2 separate regions of the Mus musculus genome follow, and region 2 is linked to region 1. A link is a loop called in an ENCODE intact Hi-C map of the cell type or tissue named here. Cell type or tissue: heart. All regions are shown on one strand. Each heading gives the region's core, and the rest is flanking DNA. Links, peaks and the distances in the headings are about the cores only. Region 1 overlaps Lmcd1 (LIM and cysteine-rich domains 1). Region 2 overlaps Ssu2 (ssu-2 homolog (C. elegans)).

The links. Peaks named below come from ENCODE experiments on the same cell type or tissue, not always from the same donor. Only the 100,000 strongest peaks of a DNase experiment are listed, where the experiment ranks them.
Region 2: a loop joins it to region 1, with 2.3 times the contacts of the local background. A loop is called at or near these places in 3 of 42 quality-filtered maps.

Annotation. Positions count from the first base shown.
Region 1 is chr6:112,299,766-112,309,071 of GRCm38, reverse strand. Lmcd1 (LIM and cysteine-rich domains 1) reads right to left here. Exons shown (of 6, transcript NM_144799.2): 2 at 3,935-4,023. Among named protein-coding and RNA genes, the nearest start is that of 5031434C07Rik, 14 kb to the right of the region's middle. In heart, for the core only: no CTCF peak of the experiment used is centred there; DNase peaks (open chromatin) are centred at 4,111 and 6,691; H3K27ac peaks cover 1,591 bases.
Region 2 is chr6:112,357,577-112,366,882 of GRCm38, reverse strand. Ssu2 (ssu-2 homolog (C. elegans)) reads left to right here. Exons shown (of 12, transcript NM_175525.3): 12 at 7,247-7,559. The coding sequence ends at 7,285. Among named protein-coding and RNA genes, the nearest start is that of Ssu2, 26 kb to the left of the region's middle. In heart, for the core only: CTCF peaks have their summits at 2,112 (motif pointing left) and 4,074 (motif pointing right); a DNase peak (open chromatin) is centred at 1,432.

The DNA.
Region 1 (9,306 bases), core at 810-8,809:
CTTCAAGGAGCTCACAATTAGCATGGCAGAAGGAGAGGGAACTTTAACATGAAGCAGCAGAAGGTTGAACTGCAATAGAATTATATGGGATACGGCATGCTTCTGCTAGCCCTAACTCACTCCCAAATGTGAGGAGGTCAGACACAGATGAGAGCCTGGTGTTCTGTGGTCTGAAGTCTGGAAAACATTGAGGTAAGGTAGGCTAAAATAAGCCCTACTTTTGTTTCGTTTCAGGCTGCTTCTTGTGTGGCTTGACGGGCAGAGTGTTATCTGGGGTGCTTGCATCTTGGAGTTCAAGATTGGTGGGCTGCCATGGGGAAGAGGATTTATCCCAGCACCACAGGAGAGAAAGACCTTAAGGGCATTGCAGTCTGTACTTGAGAAGTCGATTCTTTTTGGTCTCACAGAAAGGAGTCTCCTGTAATGTATAAGTGGGCATCTCATTCATTCTGAGAGGCAGGCTACAAGGTTGGTGATGGACTGTGATAATCATTTTCACTTGAGAGATGACAACAGCAGACTCAGACAGAAAAGCCTAGTATGTTGGGACACTGGAGAGGTCTGGCTATAAGCCCTTTCTGATCCATTTGACCGTCTGATCTCCTTATACCCCACAGGTGACACTGGATGTGGAGGTTGTTCTGGGCTGTTTTGGTTAATGGGGGATCCCAGGATGCTGCCTAAACTGATGGCAGTGCTAACCATTTGAGGTGGGGAGATGTTAACAAACAGGAGGATGTAATCTTTGAGATCTCTTGCAAGCATATTCATGCTCTTACCACTGGGCACACTGCTGCACTGCAATAGATGAGGAAGCCACTCTACCCTAACTCTTGTCAGGTACCCATATCGTGAGGGACACATTCACACCCCAAAAGAACCTAAGTGCCATTAAAGTGGCAAATTCTCCTCTCTTTTCGGATAACTGGGAATTGTATCCTGTTCTGTATTAGTTAAGTCTACTAGTTGCAGGCTTTCCCTTCAAACCAGGTTGACTAAAGTTCAGTCATTTAAATATCTGTTGGGATTCGAATATAAACTACCCTTCTTCAACTCAGCTCATGTGTTTGGACAACTGACTCCAGCTAATGGTGATGTGTGGAAGATTATAAAACTTTAGGGAGCAGAGCTTTGCTGAAGGAAGAGTGTCACTGGGGGGAGGGAAGGCATTGATATTTTATAGATGGTCCCACTTCCTGATTGCTGTCTCTTCTGGACTGCCCATGCAATACAATGGGCCAGCCTCATGCCCCCACTGTCATGCCTTTCCCACCAAGATGGACTGCATACCTTCTAGAACTGTGAGCCCCCCTCCCACATTTCTTCTTCTTCTAGAGTTGCTTCTGTTGCTTTACAATTGTAAAAATACAATATTTTCAATTACCTACTGTGAAAACTGGGACATGAAGCTGTGTAGAAAGTTTACTCCCCACCCCCGTTGAGATGCTGCGACATCACTGTATCAACCTGGGTTGGATTTAAGCTCCTAGTATGGCCAAGTGCAAGATGGCATGTTCTAGGTTAGACCTCCAAATACAATATATGCTGCTCAAGAAATTCACTTGGTTTAAAAACCACGGGCTCGGTGATAAGGAAACATAAGGCTTAAAACAACACCAAGAGACTTCTGCTCCAAGGAAGCATGAGGGATGGGGACAGACTTGTTCTGTCTCCATAAACAACCAGACAAACCAAGCACATACACTAGAGGACCCTTTTAATGTGCTGGGCAGCAGCAGCCCAAGACTGAGCCTTGCGAGGGAACACTTACCCTCTGTCTCAGGTACAGAGACTATCTAGCTGTCCACAGAGAGTTAAAGAGACCCCTCAATATTGTCTGGGACTCTGATGGAAGAAAGATTAGGACCAGTAGAGCTGACATGATGACTAAGTTAACTTCCTTCAAGGCCACACAGTCTGCTCAAATGGTTAAAAAAGGAATAGATGAACCTTGCTGCTGGGAGCAAGTGAGGGAGGAAGTTTCTTAGTGGATAAAGGCCTGGGTTGTTTGACTTGCTGGGTCCCTTCCATGTGGAAGAACACGTGTGCTCCTCTGAGGCTGAGGTATGTCAGGAAATGGAGTCAAGGAATGGGGCAGAGCTTCAAAAGCTCACAACCCACGGTAGTGCAGATATTTAAGAGCTAGAGGCTATGTTTCCTTTAAGCCTAAGGTCACACCATGCCATTTAGTAAATTCATCCCAGTCACTCACTGTACTTGTACATATTTGCAAAAAGGAAATACTATCTAATGTATAATATTGCTTCACTATTTCAAGATAGAAGCAATTGCTCATTATTAAGTAGGCTGATTTCTTTTGAGATAAGGGCTAATGTATGGCAGATATTTTTCAACTGCAATCTCATAGATGTCAGCATCTTAGGGGTCACCTGGGGAATTTTGATCCGTATTAAATGCTCAAGCAATAGTAAGGCACTAAGAACAAAAGCTCTTGGTTTACTATTGCATTCTGTGGAGTATATCCTTCCAGTCCGTGGTGGCAGCGGCAGTCACCAGGTTGCGCCCTGCATAGTTCTAGAGCCAACATCCACACTGAGGCTGATGTGAAGATTTCTGGGCCATTATGTTGATTGGCAGCTTCAACATTGTTTCAGAGCCTTCGGTGATAAAAAAGGAAAGGCAGATCCAGGAAATCTAGTTGGACCGGGCACTCCTAATGTACAGATGTGAATTACAGGTCCTGGTCTTCACGTACTGTGGACAGAATGCCTTTGACTCTGTGTGTGTGTGTGTGTGTGTGTGTAAGAGAGAGAGAGAGAGAGAGAGAGAGAGAGAGAGAGAGAGAGAGAGAGAGAGACAGAGAGAGACAGAGAGACAGAGACAGAGAGAGAGACAGAGACAGAGAGGGAGAGAGCATGTGTGTAAAGTCAGAGGACGACTTTTGGTGTCATTTCTCAGGTGCTGTCTTCCTTGTTATTTGAGAGAAGGTCTCTCATTGCTCCAGCAGTTGCGACAAAGGTTATGCTGGAATTTGCCAAGGCTAGCCTGGGTAGTCAGCAAGCCCTAGGGATTCTCTTGTCTCTGTCTCCTCAGAGACACTTGAGTTTGGGGAAAGAAAACCAAGTTCTCATGTTTGCAAGGCAAACACTTTACCAACAGAACTCTCTCCCCAGCTCTACCTTTGACCTCCATTTTAGGACCCACGCCTAAGTTAAAACCCACCCCAGAGAAGCTGCTGAGGTAAGAACAAGGCCACCTTCAGATCAGAGAGGGGACAATCCTTCCCTAAAGGCACCCCCAAATGCATCTTCCCATCGACATCTATTGTGCCTTGTATGTAAAAACATCTCCAACAGGCTCATGGGTTTGAATCCTTGGTCCCAGCTGGTAGCTCTTTTATATGGTTATAGAAATTTTAAGTGGAGGAGCCTTGCTGGAAGAACCGGGTCCATGGGAGTGGGCCATGGGGTTTTCATAGGTCAGCTCTACTTCCTATCTGGCCTCTGCATCCTGTTCCACTAAGATTTGAGGAGTACCAACTGCATCCTTGTCACCCTGGATCCCCCTCCTTTCCATGCAGATAGTATCTCCTCCAAACGTGAGCCAGAAGAAACCCTTGCTCCCTTAAGTTGCTTCCTGTCAGAGGTTTAGTTACAGGAAAACAAACAAACAAACAAACAAACAAACAAACCAACCAACCAACAAAGCAAATCAAAACAAGGGTATAATCCGCGCTGGACCAGAAAGCATCTACCTTGACATGGTTTATGAAGTGCAAAGTATTTTTCCTTACGCTCCTCAAGATCTTTACAGCATCCGCTCATTCCTGGATTAGGACAAGCAGGAAGGTTCATTCCCCAGCTGCCCTTCCTAGCATGCATCCTACACCGTCTCAGCAGAGAGAACCACCCACAGTTTTGGAAAGGACAGTCAAGAAACAAAAGCAGACAGTCTCCTTGACAAAATCCATTACCTCCACGAGTGAGGCTCGAAGCCGGAGCACATTCCCTTGCACCGCAGACAAGCCACTCCTCTTGCGGACTGCTGCTGGCCCAAGGACATCTGGAAAAGGAGACAGAGAGAGGGTGTTTTCCTTCACACTGACCTCTGGGAGACTTGGCATAACAGCAAAGGGACTGTGTGGGGGCTCAAAGGGCTCCTGATCAATATGCTGCCACTCACTGTTTACTGGGAACAGAGAAGAACATCCGGGAATGGGGCCATCGGCGGCAAGTGTTGAAGGGTGGGGCCCTTCCTAATAAAAGCTCAACTGGGGCTCACTGCCAGGCTCCAGGGCTGTCTCCAAATGCCAGAGCTGTCTGGAAAGACTTCTATGAGGGGTCATCTGCTCTTCTCCACACCTTCACTCATTCCTTAATCTATCTATCACTAGAACGGAATCTTCCAGAGTGCCTCTTCTCCCTCATTGCCTTCTGATTTATTGGTAGGATGTGACTGGACCAACACTACGGGCACATACAAAGGAACAGGCTCCCAGACATTTATGACTCTGAGAAAGACTTAAATATTTTGCTCATGGACCAAAAATAATCTCTTAAGCATTTGAAATTTCCTTTGGAGGCAGGGCAACACACAGGGCTGGTTTTGTTGCTGCTATGGATGCTGTGGTTAGATCCAGTAGTTCTCACGGGGTTCTTGAACCAGCAACCTTACACACAAGTACACAAGAAATTCAAGAACCCCAAAGTCTGACCCTGACTCCTTTTCATTAGACTGCCCTTTAACAGAATTCTCAGAAATGTATTACATTAGAATTGGAGAGGTGGTGGGTCAGTGATGGATCTGCAGGTTGAGAAACTTAACCTTGCTTTCTCCTGGGGAAGAGAAGACTGCACAGAGGTGTGTACTGTCTCCTCAGAAGCAGGGCTAACCCTGCTAGAAATGTAAAGGAATGTAAAGCCCCTCATTTTAACAAAGGCATGGATGATGCCACAGCATTTAATTACCGCCTACTCTGTGCCATGCATGGGGGCTTTAACATTAGACTCTGAGTGCCCTAAAGGATACACAAGCCAGGGGCCATAGAGAGGGAAGCTCATACATTTCACTCAATTTTGCAAACTACTGCTGAGTAACAGCAAGGGCTGGGCCAGGGAGCCAGACTGCAAGTCTAGCTATGCTAACTGCTATGATTTGGACATGAATGTCAGAAGTATGGAAGAGGGTGTCTGTTAATAAACCCTTATGGGAGGACGAAGTAGGTCACCTGGGGATGTAGACTGTGCAGACTGAATAGACAGAAAGTGGAGAGAAGAGAGCCCTGACAGTGGGAAGAGCAAATGGTAGAATAGATTCTGTGGTGTGGTCATCCGAGTGTGCTCTGGGGACATTTCTGGCTCACTCTGGTGTGTGTGTGTGTGTGTGTGTGTGTGTGTGTGTGTGTGTGTGTGTGTGTGTATGTGTGTCTATGTATGTACCAGGATGGATATTGTCTCACCTCAGGCATAATCCACATTGTTTGTTTGAAAAGATCTTACCCTGTCCTGAACTAACAAAGCAAGCTGAGTTGTCTGACTAGTGAACCCAGGGTATCTGCCTGTTTCTACCTCTCCAGCTCTGGGTGTTACTATATATATATATCTCACACCACACTGGCTTTTGTTTATGCGGGGTCTGGGGACAAAACTCAGGCTCTAATGCTTGTAAGGTAAGAATTTTAGTGACTTTTCTATAGCCCTCTGTTTGGTGTGGTTTTAAAAGGTATGCAAGTGTTGCGGGGGACCTGGTGTAGCTTGTGAGTGAACCTACCCTCATTGCCAGTGTTAGGTCAGCACAGTGATTCCCTCACAATGTCTTTCTCAAGCAGCCAAATCTCCCTGCAGTGATGGCTAGCTCCACCCGCCTCGCCTGGTGACGACTGTTAACAGTACAGTTACAAACCTGCTTTCTTTTTCAGATGCACAGGAGGGGACAGTCTAGTGGCAAGTGTTCAGAGGAAAGGGTGTTTATCTTTGCGTCAGATTAGTACTAGAATCATGTTATCCCCTCCCTCACCGAAGTGGGTCTTACCATGTGATCTAGTCTGGCCCCAGACCTGAGATCCTCCTGCCTTAGCCCCTCCAGGGTTAAGATTACAGATCTCTCTGCTAAGTGTGAGAGCTGAGATAGCTCAGAGCACTAACCACCTCTCTAATTTGGGGGCCATGCTCCGTAGAGAGGGCTTTGCTCCGTAAAGCTGTTGTCCTGTATCCGTTCTGGCATGCACCTCCTCCCCTCCTTGAATCATACCAGTTAAAATACAGCAATCTTTCCACACTTAATATTTGAGTGATTCCAAGTTTACTTAATTCGAGAATAAGGCTTTATTGTTGGAGTATGTCAGGTATCCCCAGAGGCCTGGAAACAAGGCATCCTCGAGGAAGCATTTCGTAAGTAACCCAGCAGGCCTGAGCAGAAGCGATCTTCTAATGAGGGGGCTATTTAACCTTCCTTCCAGGAGGGGATTAGTTTTAAGGACTGATCTGGACTTGCGCTTCAGTGTGACTGCTGGCTTCTGTTTGGTTGAGAAACAGTGATGTAAGACAGTTGTTCTTCAGCGTGTCAGCCTGTGATGTGGGGACCAGCCTCACTGCGCTGGGTCTGGCATTTATCAGCTATGTGTGTGTGGCTGGATGCAAGCCGTTGTTCTGCCTAGATTAGGTTCCTGCTTTGTAAAACTAGAAAACCACCTGGGTGGGGCTGCCTGGCTTGTGTTCCCCGCAGTACTCAATTGTGAGGTGTTACAGAGATGTTAGTATAGCAGCAGGCTGGAAGTGAGGATTCCATGACAAAGTACAAACGGCAGGCCGGATGTGCAAAGGCTTCTGACCTTTAAGGTGCCAGCCTGTGCTAGATACAAGAGAGTAGGGGAGTGGATCCCTATTTCAGGGAGAAAGGCCCTTGGTGAGGGGTCAGGCTGGACTGAGTTTTAATAACACTTTAGTCTCTCTTAATGTACAGGGCCAGTGTCTGGGCTTGTCACATCCCTCTCTTCCCGACTCATGGGGATAATAAAAACCTAACCTGCCTCACAGAGTTGCTAAGAAGGTTGATGGAGAAGCTACAAGGAAAGGATTTAGCACACAATTATTATGCACTGAGTATTTGCTATTGTCTTTAGATCCTGTGAAAGACAGTTTGAAAGACCTTGAATTAGTCATTTTTTCCATGGCCTTGGGGACTTCTGGGGAACCCTTTTATGAAAGGCACACCCTATTTGTTGCCTCTCTGATTGATTTAAAGGTAAAAAAACCAAGTAAACAAAATAAAATAAAACCTAAGGCCAAGGCATGCTCTGTGCTTGGTGACTCACTCATTAAGCAAGGCTGATTCTAGCCTTTGTCCTTGAGAAACTCTTGGTTTCGTTTGGTTTTCTATTAACTAAATTTGCTTGTTGACAGTCTCAGACATGTATAATAAATATACTGTGATTACTCTCCCTGCCTAGCCTCTCTCATTTCTCCTCCAAATAAGTCAAACCACCCTCCTTCCCTATAAATCTGTTTCTCACATCACATCATTTCATTTTGTGACCTACTGAGTTTCAACCAGAGTTTACGTGTGTAACCATGGTTTGGAGTTGTCCATTGACGCCCAGTTGGTATACAACAGAAAACAGTGACACAGTACTTCCTAGACTCTATCAGTAGCTGCTAGCTCAGAAAGAGGGTCAGGGCTCTATGATCCCCTCTTCAATCCATAACTGACTACAGCCAGGTTAGTCTTATGCAGGCTCAGTGTAGGTACTGCTACATCAGACCTGATAAACTCTTTCAGCAAAACTTAAAGGTTTCTTCCTAATCAAGAAAGGCCACTATATTTAGGCAAGTGATGATAGAGGGGCTCTATCCTTGGGCTACATCATCATAGTCATATAGGTATAGGAAGCAGAAATTAACTTCCAGCCTGTTAAGTGGGACAGTCTTCATAATTAAAAAAGTTCTTAGAAAAGAAAAATATATGGCTTCGCAAGAAAGAGTTACATTTAGAGAGTCAGGCCATGCATCCAACTAGTTTCCTGGCTGATTCTCCAACACAATAAACAGTCACTTGTTCAGAGCCTGTCATTCACTGGAGCCAGGCAGACTCAAGCATCTTCAACACAGAGAAAATGATGACCTTGTTGACTGAGGAGTGGGGAGGGGAATTAGTCAGAAGCAGAGCTCCAAACAAGATCCTCTGGTTTATAAACAGTGCACTTCTCTGATGCAGATGCTGTTGAGGGATGGCACTGTGTCTCCCAGCCTCTCCCAGCAGCTGAGAATAGAAGCTTAAGGGAACCATCACTCTAACAAAGGTTTCTTAGAATGCAGGGTCTAATCTGTTGTTTTCTTTGGAATGGAAGAAAATGCATTTGGACAAAAGGTGTGGTAGGATGTGGTACATGCAATGTAATGTCTTGGAACTGGATCGCTCATTTCTTTAAAGGATTTCAGTCAGCCTGGTAGTTACTGATGGTGTAGGGAGCAAGAGACAGCCTAGGGACTTTAGTCTCTTTTAAGCATTTGCTTTCTTGGTGAACTCCTAGGGGAAGTATCTCTCTTGTTCTCTCTCAGTGTCTCTCTGTTTCACTGTCTTTCTGTCTCTGTTTCTGTGTGTAAGCATGCATGTGCATATGCATGTGTGTGTGTGTTTGTGTTTGTGTGTGTGCATGTGGAGGCCAGAGGTTGATATTGTGTACTTTGCTCTATTGCTCTCCACCCTGTTCCCTGAGACACTGTCTATCACTGAAGCAGTAGTTCACTAATTCAGCTAGGCTGTCTGGTTGTTGATTTCTGGGGAGCCGGCTCTTCTCACCCTTGCCCCGGGGTTACCACTCTCCACTCTCCGGCTTTTATGCAAGGGCTGATGACGCAAACTTAGGCTCTCATGCTTGGCACCATCTCCCCCACTCGCCAGGAACTGTCTCAGCGACAAAACGTCAGCAAGAACAATATAGGGTTGAGAAGACTAGGAATTTAAAGGGGAGACTGTAGTGTGGAGTTCAGGATGAATGTGGAAATTAGAAAAGGGGTATCCTGCTTACTCTCTTTCTTCTTTGGGATTCGTGTAAAATAAAAACAAAGTTGCTTGTAAAATGAGATGCAAATGTATCATTGTTTAAAATATTATTGAAATTTTGTAAATATGGCATAAAGATGGCTGGTAGATTCTTTCATATTGCTATATAATGGCAGGAAGACACTGGGTATTGGCTCCCCTGCATCCTGTATCATTCAGAGACAGCTATTTCACTAACTGCTAATACTTAGTGACCTGTATGCTGTCTTTCAGGTCTTGGTCTTGGGAGACATAAATAACATCTCTGTTTTTGAAACTTTCACCACTAAGATTAGGATTTATTGC
Region 2 (9,306 bases), core at 856-8,855, 58 kb before region 1:
GAGAACCCACCTCCCTAAAGGTTCCACAACCTCCCAAACTAGCAGTGCCGGCTGGGAACCAGCCTGTCAAGTACAGGAACCTGTGTGGGAGGTTTCACTCTCCAACCATAATGACTGCGGAGGGAGGGGTTAATCTGGGGATGAGAAGGACATGTTGGCTGTTTAAGGCTGACATCCAGTGGCTCTATTATGCTATTGGCGTAGAAACTCAAGAACATTTTATCTAGAAGGAAGTAGCTTCAGACAAACACTCAGAGAGAGAGAGAGACAGAGAGAGAGACAGAGAGAGACAGACACAGAGAGAGACAGAGACACAGAGAGGGGAAACAGCAGTTGAGCAGGAGAGACTCTCTCTCTCTCTCTCTCTCTCTCTCTCTCTCTCACACACACACACACACACACACACACACACACACACACACACACACACACTTGCTAAGTTTGCTTTCTAGGTCTGGGCCCCCTGTGCATGGAGTGGTCTGTAGTATCTACTTGAATTATAGACAGGTGCATACAGATTGAATCAAATAGATTCTGTGGATGGAGGCATCCTTTTTTTTTTTTTTTTAACTGACCTTGAACCTTCAGGTCTAGGAGTCCAGATAAACACAGCTAGGTCAGGGTCAGAATCCTTCTGAGGTCTCGCTGTCCCCAGGACAGTTCTATGAATCAGGAAAACCGACTGTGTCTGAATCTATCCGAATTCACCACAAGGCGTTCCTGCAAGCTTTTTTTTTCTTTTTTGCTTGTTTGTGCTGTTTTGAGAGAATTGAGCTCTTGGAGAGGCATGGAGAGCCTGGATGAGGGGGTCTGTGGATGGCTGACAGCTTCTTTTCAGTCTATCTGGAACAGAGAGACCTGAGACATCCACATGTGGATCTCTTTATCAGGGCCCCCGTTGGATGCGTTCCTTGTTTCCACACGTTCAGTCCACTCCACACATCATCTGCAGAACTGAATCCTCTAGCTAACGTTAAAGAGGACTGGTTTGGGGATCAGGAAGCCCATGCTAACTTTTATGATCAAATGTAATTGCTGAGCTTTTGGCCACATTAGTTTCTATCTCATGATCAGAAAGACAAGAATTTGAGGATGTGAGACACCATAGTGTGGCCTTCTGACTATGCACCCTGCTGTGACTTTGTACCTCTCTACTTACCTGCTTTGTCCTTGGTGGTACCCCATAACTCTTGGCACTGGTGGGGAGTTGAGGCCACTGTGTTTGTGGTGCTGATGTATATTCAGGCTCTTCGATGTTGTCTTAGTCACGGAGGCGTGTGAGGTCAGGACTTGTTGTGGATGGCTCTGTGCTGCTTGTATTTTATGTTAATTCTGCTCTCCCGAGAGAGGTTGTTTGGAATGAGAAATGAGTCACGTGCTCTCGTGGCTTCTTGTGAACCAATCCTCTAATGAATAAAGGAGCCAATCACTGGGTGAGAAGGCGGGACTTCCCGGTTGGACAGAGGAAGAGAGGAGTCCAGAGAGAGTTAGGTCCTTTTGGAACGGGGACAGCAGAGGGTTAAGATGTAGCTGCTAGAATTTCCCCGGTATCATGGTGGATCTGCAAGGATTTGCCACCAGAGCAGTCAGATTTTAATAAGTCTCACAAGAGTAGGCTTTAGTTGTTGTGCTCAGAGATTGAGTTACCATTGTTTCTGAACTAAGTTTGTGTTGTGTTTTCCTTCATGCGGCGGCTCGTCTGGGTTCAAGAGAGAAAGGTACATCGGCAAAACGTGGATTTGCCAGATGTGCATCACAAAGGCAGTGGGGGATTTGAAGAATGGGTTGGCGTAGTAGTAACCAACCAGAGGGAACTTAGGTGGGTTTTGGAGTTCTGAGTCAGAGTCTCCACGAGATAAAAACAGATTGGCCATTGCCTGCCAGTGCATGATTGGCCAGGCCACCAAGGCAGAGGCACAAGCATGGGAAAGGCTGGTTCGATTTTTAGTATTTCCTGCAACAAGGTCTGAAGGGAGAGGTCAGATATTCAGGTTCATGAGCTGGAGCCTAAACTGGTGTCTAGGCACAGACTGAAGTTTCCAAAAGTCTATTCAGATGCTAGGACCTCTTGGTGCTAGCAACAACCAGTTTTTCATTATGTGGTTATGCTGCCCCCTGGTGGATCTTATTTCTAGATATTTGTGGTAACAGTGGTTAAAATTCTGTAGTTGGCCAGTGTCCTCAGGGGATTCATTTATTTGCAATTAGAGCAGGAAATTAGCCAAAATAGTTGAGCTTTTAAACATATATTTTTAAAACGTGCTTTTGTCAGTTTCACACCTGTGTGCAGTGTAACTTTGACCACATATATCCACTCCAAGTCCCCCTCCCAATCCTTGCACCCCTCCCACTTTCACATCCTCTCTTCTGTGTGTGTGTGTGTCTGTTGCTGACTTTGTTGGATTGGTTTTGTGTAGGTAACAATAGCTTTTGTGAGTTCAAGTGTAATGGCCTTGTCCTGTCCAGGAGACAGCGCTTCATTCCAGGCTGACCTTGAACTTGTACTGCCTCTGGATCGTCAGCATATCCTGCCAGTTTGCAGCACCACAACTGGCTTTGTTGGGTATTAAAATAACATCTGTCAGCTTGTTGTGGCTTTGTGTGACTGTAACAAAATACTGGAGGCAACTAACTTTTGAAAAAAAATTAGATTTATTTAATTTTAAGTATGAAGGTTCAAGGCTGGGTGGGAGGTTAGTGTTGCCCTGATTTGACATACACAGAGGGAGTAGATTTATGGCTTCAAAGTGAGCAGAAGGAGGGAGAAAACAAATCCCTTCAGGGACACCCTTCCAATGACTGGAGAACTTCCCATTAAGGTCAACCTCCTAAAGTTCCTACAACCTCCTTGTAACAATGCCCTGTGAGCCAAACCTTTGGTACTGGTTTTGTGGGACAACAACACATGATTAGGTCTCAGTTCTGGCTTCCCATGGCTGGACCTCTTCAAACCTCAGTTTTTCCTTTCTCTATCCTCCCTCCCTCCCTTCCTCCTTCTTCCCTTCCTTCCTAAACATTAACATACATGCCTAGAATAACTATTAATAATTTTCACTCTATTAGTATGTCTCATGCCCTTCCCTCTTCTAAGGAAGCCACTTTCCCCTCCTGCAGTTATGGTCATGTCTGTTTTGTGCGTGTGACCTACTGAATTTAGTTAGTGGAAGCCTGAGCTTGAGTGGAGCCTATTGACTGGCAACATACCCATGGCAATACCATTGGAAAAATGAGCTCTCTTCTTCCAGCAACTAGCAGCTATCAATAACTATTAATAGTCCCCCAGGGAAGGACACTGGGACCTCCCTGGCCAACAGCATTTAGGGAGGTATTTTCACTTAGGAACCCATGGCTGCCCTCCTCCTCCTCCTCCTCCTCCTCCTCCTCCTCCTCCTCCTCCTCCTCCTCCTCCTCCTCCTCCTCCTCCTCCTCCTCCTCCTCCTCCTCTTCTTCTTCTTCTTCTTCTTCTTCTTCTTCTTCTTCTTCTTCTTCTTCTTCTTCTTCTTCTGTTTTTCGAGACAGGGTTTCTCTGTGTAGCCCTGGCTGTCCTGGAACTCACTTTGTAGGCCAGGCTGGCCTCGAACTCAGAAATCCGCCTGCCTCTGCCTCCCAAGTGCTGGGATTAAAGGCGTGTGCTACCATGCCCGGTCAAACCCATGACTTCTAAGAGAAGTATTGTCCACCCACACAGAGCACCCCTATTCAAATTATTATCTTTATTTTCAAAATACAGTTTAGATTACCATATAAAATAATATGTTTTCAATTTTTTCATGCATCCTTATGTGTGGGTTACTTCCCCTCCTCTCCCCTTCCATTTACTTTTCCACTGGTGTTTTCTAGCCCTCTTCCTTCATATCATATATGTCCTTTTAGCAAACCTCAGTTTCTTTGTCTATGAAATATGAAATTGCTTTATTCTAGATGCCCTATGATGCCTATCACCTTTTTATTTTTTATTTATTTATTTTTTGCATGGAGGAAGGTGAGGAAAGCAGGAGATCTCACACAGGACCTCAAGATTGGGACTTCAGAAAGCAGAACGCTTTGGATAAGCTGTGAGGCCACAGCTTTGTCCATCAGGGGGCAGCAGATGCTCACACATGAACCCTGCCCAGCACTTGTTTTCTTATCCCAGCAGGTAAACATGCAAGCTTCCTGCATCCACACTTTCCCCAGGTGCCACGTGCGTGCGGCTGTGGCCATTTTATAAAGATGACACCTAATGCTTTTACCGTGCCATTTGACTTTATGATCTATGTTGTACCCATTTCATAGAACAGGAGGAGGCTGAAGCCTAGAGAGTGTGAAAAACTTACTCCAGGCCCAACTTCAACCCAACGCTTGGTGGGTGAAGCTGGGCAGGACAGTGTGCCTGCCATGGGGTCCTCAGGAACAGTGGCAATTGTTAGGAGACCTTGGATGGCAGCTACTGGCTAGAAGTGGACCAAGTGACTGGTGTTCATAGAGGGAAGTTTTGGGTTTACCTTATCTTGTTGTCAAAGCTGACTTTGCCTCTTGGCAGGGAGACTGGGCCCAGTTCACCCCCTGAACCACTCCTCAGGGTAGAATTCTTCGACTGTTTCTGTCATTGCCTGGACAGAATAAGGGGATTAATTATACCCTGGGTGGAACTTCTTGCTGCCCACCATTCGTGGAACAGACTCACAGTATGATATGATATACTGTTGCGCTCACCTCCTCCAGCAAGAAAAACGCAACACGGTCGGATTTTTCTCAACAGCCTTCTTTATTTCAGGAACACCTCCATGCTACGGGAACCTTGGAAACCCAGCGAGGACTGCTTATATACACCCCAGCACTGGGGAGAGCTATGTGTCCTCCTGGGATTGGTCAGTCTGCCGGCACTTTGATTTGTTTGCACCCGCTCAGGAGGGGTTGGCGCCAGATTCGGGCTAGCGCCTGCGCAGTGGCGTTGTTTATGGCGACGGTGTACCTGAGGCCGGTGCCATCTTTTAGGCACCCGGCTGCTACAGTATATAGAACGCTCACATACAACATGCTTGGTCCCTAGCTGGTAGCTCTAGTCTGGAAGGTTATGGAAGCTTTGAAAAGTAGGGCCTTGCTAGCACAAGTCAGTGGTTAGTGGCAGGTCTTCAAACGTTACACTGGCGCCTGGTTCCCGTTCCCCATCGCACTGTTTTCTGGTCTGCAGTGATGGGAACAATCATTATGAACTGAAATGCCCTGCCGTGCTTTCTCTACCATGATAGACTGACACCCTCTGCAAGAGTGAGCTCAGGTTTCTTCTTTCAGGTGTCCTATGCCACAACAATGCAAAACTAACATGGAAAATGTTTGTGTTATGTCCTACAAGGGAGAAGAAGCACAAACAGCAAAATAACCAATGACCAGACGAGTGTTTGTGTATATGCTAGACTCTGGGTGTCTCCAAGTCTTTCACTGGAAGACAGTGAGTTTGTGGGACAGTGGGACATGCCAGGAAACTTGGTAAGGTAGAGCAGGTCTGAGACCCTGACACTCGGGTACCTACCTGAGATGGTAGGTGTTACCTCCGTGCCCCCTGCCCAATTCCTGGCCTGGAACATGTGTCCATGCTGCCCACTCAAAAGTCAATATTATGTGTCTTCTTTGGTCTTAATTTTTAAGACAGAGTCTCTCACTGTACTCACAACTCACAGGATGGCTAGACTGACGGATTAACAAGTTTAGGGATCTCCCTGTCCCTGCTTACCCAGGTATTGGGTTTATAGGTTTTCAGCCATGCTGCACTTCTTACATGGGTGTGGGAGATTGGACTCAGATACTCATGCTTGTGTGGAAAGTGTGTTCTTTACCAACTGAGCCACCTCTCTAGCCTCAGGATGCTCTTAGAAAGAGTGAATGAGGAGAGCCAGGCTGCAAAAGCCAGTCTAACCTCCCCTCAGGCATTGACGTATAGATGTAGGCACATGGCTTAGAGTCTGTGGCTGTTTGTGGGCATGAGGGAATCTGAACTCTCACTGGGAAACAGATCAGATCTGATTATAGAAACATGAAAATCCTCCCGGCTCCAAGCATCTGCTTATTTTTCTCATTCCTCCAGCTTGGCTCGGAGCATTCTCTCAAAGAAAGATCTGCTCAGTGGCTGCTCCTCACAAAGATGGCAAAGCCCCACCTTCGCTTTGCCCTGGAGCGCCTCTCTGTAAGTAGAGCAAATGATCCACGAAGGAATGGGATTCGTATCGATCGATAGACACATGTTTATCCAGATCAATTAGGGAAAATTATCATTGCAATGGTCCCCAAGCAGGGGTTTACAGATAATAAGGGTTTTGAGCAGCGTAATGTGAATGACAAACATGGAAAATGAGATGAGAAAGCTGCTTAGCAGATGCTCTCTTGGGAGGGCAATGCACAGCCAGGAGAGATGATGGGGTGACCCTGGAACGAAGGGCAGGATGCTTATAATGAAGGAAGGAGCCGTTCAAAGTGAGAAGGGAGCAGACTTAAGCAAAGGGGCGGCGTGCTGTGATGAAGGAGGCTGATCCGTCTGCTGGTGACCTCAGGGGAACTCGAGGTTCTGGGTGCTGGGAACCTGCACACTGTCAGCAGAAACTATTGAGGAAGTCACACATGCGTGGAGGGCTGGCTCTATTCTATTTGTATTATTCCTCATCAGCTCTTCAGTGTTTTTCTATTTTGTGTGTGTGTGTGTTTGTGCGTGTGCATGCGTGCGCGCATGCGCACATGGTCCACGAGATCCTACTTGGACTCCTCTATATCTTCTGACTTCCTTTAGGTTTGGCCAATGAGCAATGTCTTCTGGGTTTAACCAATGAAAAGTTTCCTTTAGGCGTGACCAATGGGAAGTTTCCTTTGTGTTTGACCAATAAGATGTTTTTCTTTGCTCCTGACTAAAAGGAAGTGTCATTTGAGTTTGATTGATAAGTCAGTTTGTGTCTGGTCAGCAGGATGGCTGTATATTGGAATTTTGTATCTCTTCTTCGAAATTCATAGCTGACACCTTAACCCCCAAGTATTAAGGTATTAAGAGGGTAGCACCTTTGGGAAGTAACTAGGTTGGGTGGATGAGGATGAGCAGTCTGTATGGAATTTGTTAGTGCTTCTTTTCAAGGTCTTGATTCTACTTCAGCTCCTGCCCCTGCCTGAAAGCCATTCTCCCATTTATCTCCTGGGCAAGGCCAATGCTTGTTAGGGATCAAGTACAATATGGGAGAGTTTTTCTGGCTCCAAGTATAGTACATGTTTGTTTTCTGTTTTCCAGATGTTTTTCTACTCTGGGGGCCCCTTTCACCACTCCTAGGAAAGTGACATGATGACCTTGGACTTGAGTTCCAAGGAATGCTGAAGAATTTTGGCAGCTTGATGGTATGTTGGTGCCAGGCACTTGGTAAAGCCACCACATCTTGAATTCACTCATCTGCCCCACAGCTTCCTCTGAGGGATGCCTGTGAAGCCAGCTGCCTTTGGAGAATATACAGAAGACATAGGGAAGGGTTTCTGATGTGTGGTGGGCACACAGTAGATGGGAAGCCCTGGAGCCCTGAGTCGGTGCAGGCCATTAAAACAAAATCACTAACCCTTGAGTGCCAGTGTTCTCTTGTTTGTTAGTTAGTTTGGGAAAAGGCTCTAGGACCTGTCCCACTGATTATAGATTGACTGACTGCTCATGTATTCCAGTGTACAACCAACATATCACAGTTTATGTTCACTTCAGTTTACTGGATGGTACGTTCCAGTTCTTACCTGACTTATTTTCAACTTCCTTCTACTTACACCAGAACGGAATCTACTTGGTAAATTATCAGTGGTAGCTGCTGAAACCTAGGACTGCTTGCTGTGGCTCCACTTGTCTTGATGGACACCTCACAGGCAGAAGTTCTGTCATCCAGCCTGTCTCTCAGATGATCAAACAGCCTTGGAGAGGTCCAGTCACCTGTCCATGTTACATAAGGAGCAGAGCTGGGTTTATGATGGGCTCTCAAGCTCTTCAACACTGGCCTCCTCTGTCACTGGTTCAGACAGAATGGCTCAGGGGCAGAGCACCTGCCTACCATGTGTGCATGCAGGGCTTTGTGTTCTCTTGAACACTTTTTCTGTCTGTCACTACCCTGTTGTCTCATCATTTGTTACAGGTAGGTGTGGCTCATGTTGATATTAAATCAAACATGTGATTATGATCTGCAGGACTTTAATCTGGGATTCTTCAGCATTTGTGGAACATGGAACATGATATTTTTGTTTGCTTGTTTTTGCCTCTTTTTTTTTTTTTTTTGAGCATAGAACATTTCAAGTTGCTGGGTGGGACTATTCTATGGGTGTGGAAACAGCCCGAGAGAGGAGGGTTGCTGTGTCTTGTATGTGGTGATTGTGGAACCAGAAGTAGAAGTGACTTGGACACCACGTGATACATTCCTTACATTATCTATGGTTTGAAATCAGTGGAAACCCTTGAAAAATGAGCTTTCTGGGAATTCTCTCTATCCATAAGCAGAAGATGTAGAGGGGTGGAGGAGAGTATGTGTGATCGAGAGCCTCATGCACTTGGAGCATCTGAAGCAGCTGCCAGGGTGTCTACAGTGCTGCTTAGAGCCCCTGTTGCCCTCCACCTAGGACTATTGATTCCCTCGATCTCACATTTATTTATCATTTTTCTCCCCAGCAAATTAGTCAGGATTACTTGCTGTATCAGTGCCGCACACTTCAGCTCAAGGGTGCTCTACTATGTCCTTCTGCTGGACTATATGCCCTTAGAATTTTTCCTTCATTCATTTGTTCAGAATTGTCTTTGCTGATGCCTACAGAATAATTCCAACAGGTGCAAGGAGTTTATATGAATCTTCTGGGTGGTGGGTCCATTTAAAAGACGTTGGTAGACAATTGAAGTGCTGGGACATATATACATCCTATGTAGAATATGCTGGTGGCTTAAAGATTATGGCCTTCTTTCCATGGGAGTAAAAGGAAACAGGAGGGAGGCAAATTGGCTAGGAATATTGAGGCCCAGAGGATAAACGGGAAAGGGTATCCCTGGTCATTGTCTGAACTAGTGACAGAGGAGGCCAACATTGAAGAGCTTGAGATCCAATGATAAACCTGGCTCTGCTCCTTATGCCACATGGGCAGGTGGCTGGACCTCTCCAAGGCTGTTTCATCATCCGTGAGATAGACTGGATGACATAACTTCTGCCTGTGAGGTGTCCATCAAGACAAGTGGAGAGATGCTAGGCACGGCTTCTGACTCATGGTGTTGGGAAAATATGATCAACTATTGGTGGTAACAGTAATGAAAATAATAGGTTGTTGGTGAAGATGGTGTTGATA